2 separate regions of the Mus musculus genome follow, and region 2 is linked to region 1. Evidence: chromatin contacts called from ENCODE Hi-C or POLR2A ChIA-PET data. All regions are on one chromosome and are shown on one strand. Each heading gives the region's core, a stretch centred on a gene start or an enhancer-like site at or near the end of the contact. The rest is flanking DNA. Distances are from core to core; before and after follow the strand shown.

Region 1 (3,708 bases), core at 343-2,842:
GACCCAGTCAGCCGCTCCTGTGCTTCTCTCAGGGAACTTAGTTTTGAGGGGCTTTCTTTGCTGAGCCCTTCCGGAGGAATCTGCTACCACAGGACATCAGTTTCTAAGCACATTTTCTAGTCTGTGACGTCTGAGTCTTCCAACCACCACTCCATGGAGTCGCCACGCTAGAGTATAAACATGTATAATAATGAAAAGTTGTCCCTGAACTAATTCAGTAAGACTAAGCCTTAACAAACTTCATTCCATAAGCCATCATAGCTTGCTGTGGCTATAATGTCACCCAAGTGCCCTATGCAAGCTTGCCAAATTGCCTGTTAGTTCCAAACAAACTGCTTTCCGTTTAGCCTCATCCACCGCTGACCACACCTATGTCTGAAAAAAACCTCTCCTCTTCAGGACACGGGACACTACTTTCTGGGGTGTTTGCTAAGGTAGAGATGCCCCCCTCCTCTTCTGTCCTTGAAATACAAATGATCCCACCCCCAAGTGAAATTCTGGAAAAGAACCAGACACCCAGAGAGAGGCAAGCCCTCCCCAGATGACTATGTAGTGAAGGGACCATGAGACCAGGTTCAAGTCTGTGGGATGCTAGTTGAACCCATTAGGACAACTTCAAGATTACGTCATTTAAAAGGGAGTTGCTGTCCCTTCCTACATGAGAGTACGCGAATAGAATGGTACCAAGCCAGTTTCGCACATGTGGATGAGGAGAGCAAAAGTCACCCAAGATCGTGTAAGAAAACATCACTAAATGCAGCTGCAAATGTAAACTTTTGGTGCAGCTAAAGGAAAGGTCTGAAATGGAACAGCTCCCCACGCTCCAGCTTCCCTGGAAGCTCCTGCTTTGGGTAAGTCAGTGAGTTTTCTCCAAATTCCCTGCCGGTTCATCTTGGCCTCCGGGTAACCCAAGCCTCGGCGGTTTCAACTCCCCTTCCACGCCCACACCACACAGAGCTGAATCCTAAGTGGCGGAAAGCTGCAAGATGACTGATGCGGGCCCAGGGAAGCAGGGGAACCAGGCCGACACCCTGAGTGCGGGTATAGGTCACTGTCAGCAGACAGGGCAACCGCACCCAGACTCCGTTCCAAATCCAGCTACGGGTTTAGGTCTTGCTAGACCCATTTTATATCTGCTAAGGTGAGCTCGCGCCTAGGGAAGATTAATGACCTTAAAAAACAAAAGCGCTCGCTCTCCGATTCATGCGCGCAGCGGCCACGAGGGAAGGGCTCACCTAGTCTCCCGAAGGGCAGTCGGTTCCTCTCCCCCAGCATCAGGTTGAACCTGGGGTTGTCTCGCCGTAGCCTCTTCCAGTAGCCGGTGGCCAGCAGCAGCCGGGAGACCTCGGCGTAGACGCTGCTATTCTCGTCGCGCACCACGAAGGTGTACATGGCGAAGGGCAGCGCGCCCCGCAGCCGCTACACGAGTCCAGGGCACGGCGGCCCCGCGTGCACACTGCCCCAGCCTCAGCCTCAGCCCCGCTGTCGGTCTAATTCCAGGGCCGCGCCTCCGGATTACCCTAGTGTCTGCCCTGGGCGCCCGCGCCACCGCCCGAGTGGCGAGCGCCACCCGGACGCCGCGCCCACCCCCAGCGCCCCGCCCACCGCCGGCGCCCCGCCCACGACCGTGATTCCGCGCGGCGCTAAGGGCAGGTCTGCGGGTTGCGGCGGCAGGAGCTCCCAAGCAGGGCCCACCAGGGCCGCCCCGCCACTCAGTGTGTGGCCGGTGACATGGGTCTCAAGTGTGGCTGCAGTAATAGCAAACTGCGGTGGAGAGACCAAGGGAAATAATTCCAGCTGCGCCATAGCCCGCCAATATCCCTTTCCGCCCTCTGTCTGGGTCTTCCACCAAGTTCAAAATCAGATTTGGTGGATGAAACAAAAGATCCAGGCATGGGTGTAGCTCAGTTGGTAGAGTGCTTGCTTAGCCAGCACTGAGCTCTGGGTTTGATCTGGGTGCGGTAAAATCGGACACATGTCAGGAGCCATAATGGGACAAGCTAATAACTAGCAGGTGATCATCCTGAAGTAGCCTGCCTTGGATTATTATATAATCTGCGACAGTGAGCCCTCATTAAGCAAGGCTATGAGGGACTCATTTTAGGAAAGATTCCTGCTGAGATAGAACAAAGGCTGTATTGCTTAATCCTCCCCTGATAGGCTACAGGTGTTAATCGCCTAAGCCAGCAAGCAAGCCCTCAGAAAGAGCAAGAAAGTTTTTAGGACTTTTTAGAAGTTATCATCAGCATTTCAGTATAATTAGAGAGCTAGAAAGCCCCAAGACCCTCAGACGTTAAAGCCATCACCAGAGTCCTTACTCTGTGACTCCACTGCTACCCCTGGCCCGGGCCAGGAGGCTCCCAATGTTCTAATTTGGCACCCGAACAGCGACATTGAATAAGGTAAGTGGACACAGATAGGACTCTTAACTGGGTCTTACAAATCCATTGGACAAGGAGTGTGCAGTTAAATTGTCTTCTGCCATCAGTAGAGGCGGATAGTTGGGGCCATCAGTTCCTGGTTGGGTACCATCAGTGCCCATGTTAAGCCAGGAGCCATCAGCTCTGGCTTTTATTGCCTGCTGCCATCAGCAGAGGCTGATACTAGGTGCCATCAGTGCCTAGCTGTTCTGTTGGAAGCTATCAGCACCCGTCTTAGGTCAGAAGACATCAGTTCTGGGTTGTGTGCATTTCATGGGTATCTCTCAAGATGGGACAAAGTGAATCTACAGATAGAGAGTTCTTTACAGATATTAATAAGTATACTCTTAAGAAAAGAGTCTTAGCTGGGCAATGGTGGAGCACGCCCTTAATCCCAGCACTTGGGAGGCAGAGGCAGGCGGATTTCTGAGTTCGAGGCCAGCCTGGTCTACAGAGTGAGTTCCAGGACAGCCAGAACTATATACAGAGAAACCCTGTCTCGAAAAACTAAACCAAACCAAAACAAAACAAAAAACCCGAAAGAAAGAAAGAAAGAAAGAAAGAAAGAAAAGTCTTTAAGGTTAAAACTAGCCATCTGACTGACTTTCTTCAGTTTGTACAGTCAGTCCCTGGCTCCCAGAAAGGGGAAGTTTAGATGTGGATACATGGAAGAAGTTAGGGTTAGATATTAAAAACTGGTTTATAGAGAATGGAGGAAAAGGTGTGCCCCTTACAGCATTTGCTCTTCGTTTGCTATTTGGAATACACTTGAGGAAACATTAGCAGATGACAGAAAGGCCTTAGGCGCCCAAGCAGCATCAGATTCACCTCATGAGCAGACTCCATTACTACAGTCTCACTCAGGATCTAAGAAAAATGTTTATTCCTCAACAGAAAAGTCTGAGAAAAGTAGTTCAGGAGAGAGTCGTGGTGAATCAGAAGAGAAAAAAACCAACCTCAGAGGAGGAGTCTGACTTCTGAAAAGAAAGTAACAAAATATCACAAACACAAGTGACCCTTAACAAATGTAAACATTGAAGCAGCTACTCTGCTGGTGGAAGAACAACTTCAAAAAGGCCACATTGAGTCTTCCACTAGCCCTTAGAACACTTCAATTTTTGTTATTAAGAAAGAAATCAGGCAAATGGCGACTATTACAGGACTCTAGAGAACTAAATGGCACCATGGAAAGCATGGGAGCCCTTCAACCTGGGTTGCTGTCTCCTTCTGCCATTCCCAAAATGATAATGTTATTGTTATTGATCTTCAAGATTGCTTTTTTACCATA
Region 2 (3,530 bases), core at 679-3,178, 35 kb before region 1:
CAACGCACTTTTCACTAAGACTCCCCGAAATCACCACTTGTGGTCTACACTCACTGACATCTACCACACCAATGCAACAAATCCAAAAGGGACAACTAAAGTTACAACCAACTGGTAACTTGGCCAACTATTTAACTTTTTGGATGGTGCGCTATGTATTTGATTTGCAGTAGGTTCTACGGACACAGAAAAGGCTGAGCTAAGCATCTACCTTCTCTGCTTTTCAGGGGCAAGTATAGGGAAACTCTTCTCATCTAAAAGCTCAGCTTTGTATATTTTATTCCCTCACACTGAAGCCTGGCAGTTCGAAGAGTTCTAAATGGCTTCCATATTGTCAAGTCTCAGTCTGGCAGTCAAAGCTCTCCAACATATCCCCATCCTTTGTTCTCACAATACAGTTGTTTGGTAACGAAAGCTCAGGGTACTGTCTACTACATATTTCTCTCCCTGAACCTACCCTGCCTCCTGAGGGAGGGCACCATCTTCTTCCCTTAGCCTTATCTAATGCAGAGCTTTCTAAACACCTGGATTAGTCGCAGCATTTCCCTTGTACTCCTGACTCAGAAAGCGCCACATCTTAGAGCAGTTCTCAAAGAATATGGCACTGACTGCTTGCTGGTGCCTGCTACCGTTACACAACCAACATCCAAAGTGAGGAGCAATTACACCTGAGAGGTGTCTTACTCTCAGAGTGCCGTGCCAGGAAAAACTAAAGATGCCAACAAAAAGAGACCTTCCCCGTCCTTACTCTGCTACCACTGTTACAATGATTCCCCTGGACTTTTTATCTTCCTCAACATGACCAACTCAGAACAGGTGGCAAGTTTTCCTCTTGCAAATTCTTAAAGAGAAAGAAAGCGGGCAGCGAACGCCTTTAATCCCAGCACTCGGGAGGCAGAGGCAGGCGGATTTCTGAGTTCGAGGCCAGCCTGGTCTACACAGTGAGTTCCAGGACAGCCAGGGCTATACAGAGAAACCCTGTCTCGAAAGAAAAAAAAAAAAAAAAGAAAGAAAGAAAGAAAGAAAGAAAGAAAGAAAGCAAGCAAGCAAGCAAGCGGGCGATGGTGGCACACACTGTTAATCCCAGTGCTCGGGAGGCAGAGGCAGGCAGATCTCTGAGTTCGAGGCCAGCCTTGGTCCACGGAGCTCCAGGGCAGCAAACGCTACACAGAGAAACCTTATCTCGAACCGTCTCCATTCTCCCGCCCCAAAAAGAAAACTTTAAGGGAAGCAAACTGAAGGATGTGCTTGCTGCAGTCTGTCTGATCAGCTTGGAACCTTGTGAGGTAGTTTTAGAACGTAAGACTCCAGGTGTGAAAAGGCGCGAGTGCTGGGAATGGTGGAAAACACAGTTCCAAAAAGATCACTTCCTCACTCTCATCTCACAGTACCCAGAAATGGTTCGCCCCAAACCAGACTCGTACTCATATATAAATCCAGGAGTCACAAATACAAGTTTCCCTACACCACTAGGCTTATGAGTTGCTTTTTTTCTCTGAACTACCCAAAGCAATGCAGGGTGAGTTCACGTCCCTATTTGTGGTCATACTGTAGGCACCCCTCACCCCCCCACCCCCCGGCCACTTCTCCCAACCGCAGGGACGCTCCAGGACCCCCCAGGCCAAGGGTAGAGCTCTGGAGCGCAGTGCACGGCACTCACCTGCACCGCGTGGCTCAGCCCCTCCAGCGCCGCGTAGTTGAAGGAGTCCACGTGCGCCCGCGTCAGGTCCTGCAAAGCTGCCTTTTGCTGCTCTGGGGGAATCCCGTACGAGGGGTCGGTTAAATGCTTTAGGCTGGGCCCGCTGGGCAGGTTCCGCCACCGGCCGTCGACATCCATGCTTCTGCCAGTCCCGGACGGGAGACCGGAGCTAGGACGCTACTCGTGGCTGGCTGGAATGGCCGGACCAACCCCACAGCCACCCTACCCCGTGGCCTTCTGGGAAATGTAGTTCCTCTTGTTCGGCCCGCCCCACACTGGTCCTTTCTTTTCTCAGAGTCGACTGGAAACTTACACCATGGCGTGATTAGACCGGTTAAAACTACGCGCAGACATGAAGACACGCCTTTAATCCCAGCAATCAGGAGGTCAGGTATCTGTGAGTTCGAGACCAGTCTGGTCTACAAAGAGAGTTCCAAGTCATTCAGAGTAGTTACACAGAGCTGTCTTGAAACACCGGGGTGGGGGTGGGGGTGGGGGTGGGGGTGGAGAGAGAGAAAGAGGCTTCGCTGTTTTGTAACCTGCAAACCATACTAAATCCTGCTCCACTTTAGTGTGTGACCTCTGTGACCCATATTAGCTTAATTCGTTAATTAGGACCTGATACAAGACGTATCTTTAAAGGTTCCCTTCTGTCCCATTCTGGAGTTTTCCTATTGCACCCTGATGCAGACCTCAGGAGACTCTGGATTCTTGGCTTCAACTAAAATGGAGGTGTGGGGCACCAACCTGTCATTTCTTCTCAACTTGTCTGTTTATTAAAATAATATTTATTTATTTATTTTTGTTTCTTTGTTTTTTGAGTCAGGGTCTCTATGTAGTCCTGGCTGTCCTAGACCAGGCTGGCCTGGAACTCACAGAGGTCCATTGTCTTTGCCTGAGTGCTGGGTTAAAGGCATGTGTCACCCCCAGCCCCCTCTTTCTCAAGTCTTTGTTTTTTTGTTTAGTTTTTCTCATACATTGCATTCCAACTGCAGTTTCCCCTCTCTCCACTCCTCCCAATCTTCCTCCCCACCCCCCTTCTCCTCCAGATCCACTCCTCCTCTATTTCCCTTCAGAAAAGAGCAGGCCTCCCTGGTATATCAACTGAACATGGCATAACAGGTTACAATAACACTAGGCACAATCCCTCATATCAAGTCTGGACAAAGCAAATCAATAGAAGAAAAGGGGTCCCAAGAGCAGGCAAGAGAGTCCAAGACAGCCCCTGCTCCTACTGCCAGAAGTCCCCCAAGAGCACCAAGCTATACATCCATAACATGAATGCCGAGGACCTAGCTCAGAGCCACACAGGCTCCAGGACTGTCTCTTCAGTCTCTGTGAGCCCCTCTGAGCCCTGCTTAATTGATTCTGTGGGCTGTGCTTATGTCTACTCAACTCTTAATGCATGAAGCACATCAGCAGGACGGCAAGCAGTAACCAGGCCATGCTACCCAGAAGAAAGGAAGCCACCCCAGCCTGCTTCTGGGCAATCAAGAGCAAGAGGTAGGAAGGTGGTTGGATAGTGTCAGAATTCGTGCTGTTTCTAGTGTTTGGCTTTTACAAATATCCATTTTTCTATGTGTGTGTTTTCAATTCCCTTAGGTATCAGAGCTAAGAACCACGTTTCTGTGTCATATTACCTATGTTTACCTTTCTGAAGCCCTGTGAAACTATTAAAGTGAGCTGTACAACTTCACATTTCCCCTTAGCAACATCATTACTAGTACCTGGTACTATCTTCTGATTATAGCAATCTTATTATTTGCACAATGGTATCTTTTGTGAGCCCTGGTTAGCATTTTCCTAGACTCCAGGGCCTAGAGGATAATAG

What was found. A loop is a pair of places that touch in the nucleus more often than their neighbours do. ChIA-PET counts read pairs that join two places held with the same protein, here RNA polymerase II (POLR2A).
Region 2: POLR2A ChIA-PET joins it to region 1 with 22 read pairs in embryonic stem cell. The contact joins the promoter of Polr1b here to the promoter of Ttl in region 1. A Hi-C loop is called at or near these places in 1 of 37 maps with a recorded cell type or tissue (left cerebral cortex). POLR2A ChIA-PET finds 5 or more read pairs at or near these places in 4 of 5 experiments (Patski and embryonic stem cell).

The regions. Positions count from the first base shown.
Region 1 is chr2:129,063,831-129,067,538 of GRCm38, reverse strand. It overlaps Ttl (tubulin tyrosine ligase), which reads right to left and starts at 1,592. Exons shown (of 7, transcript NM_027192.2): 1 at 1,236-1,592. The coding sequence starts at 1,392. Vinac1 (vinculin/alpha-catenin family member 1) reads left to right here and starts at 1,630. Exons shown (of 11, transcript NM_001370941.1): 1 at 1,630-2,402.
Region 2 is chr2:129,099,394-129,102,923 of GRCm38, reverse strand. Polr1b (polymerase (RNA) I polypeptide B) reads right to left here and starts at 1,928. Exons shown (of 15, transcript NM_009086.2): 1 at 1,661-1,928. The coding sequence starts at 1,837. Gm46764 (predicted gene, 46764) reads left to right here and starts at 1,981. Exons shown (of 3, transcript NR_168333.1): 1 at 1,981-2,090.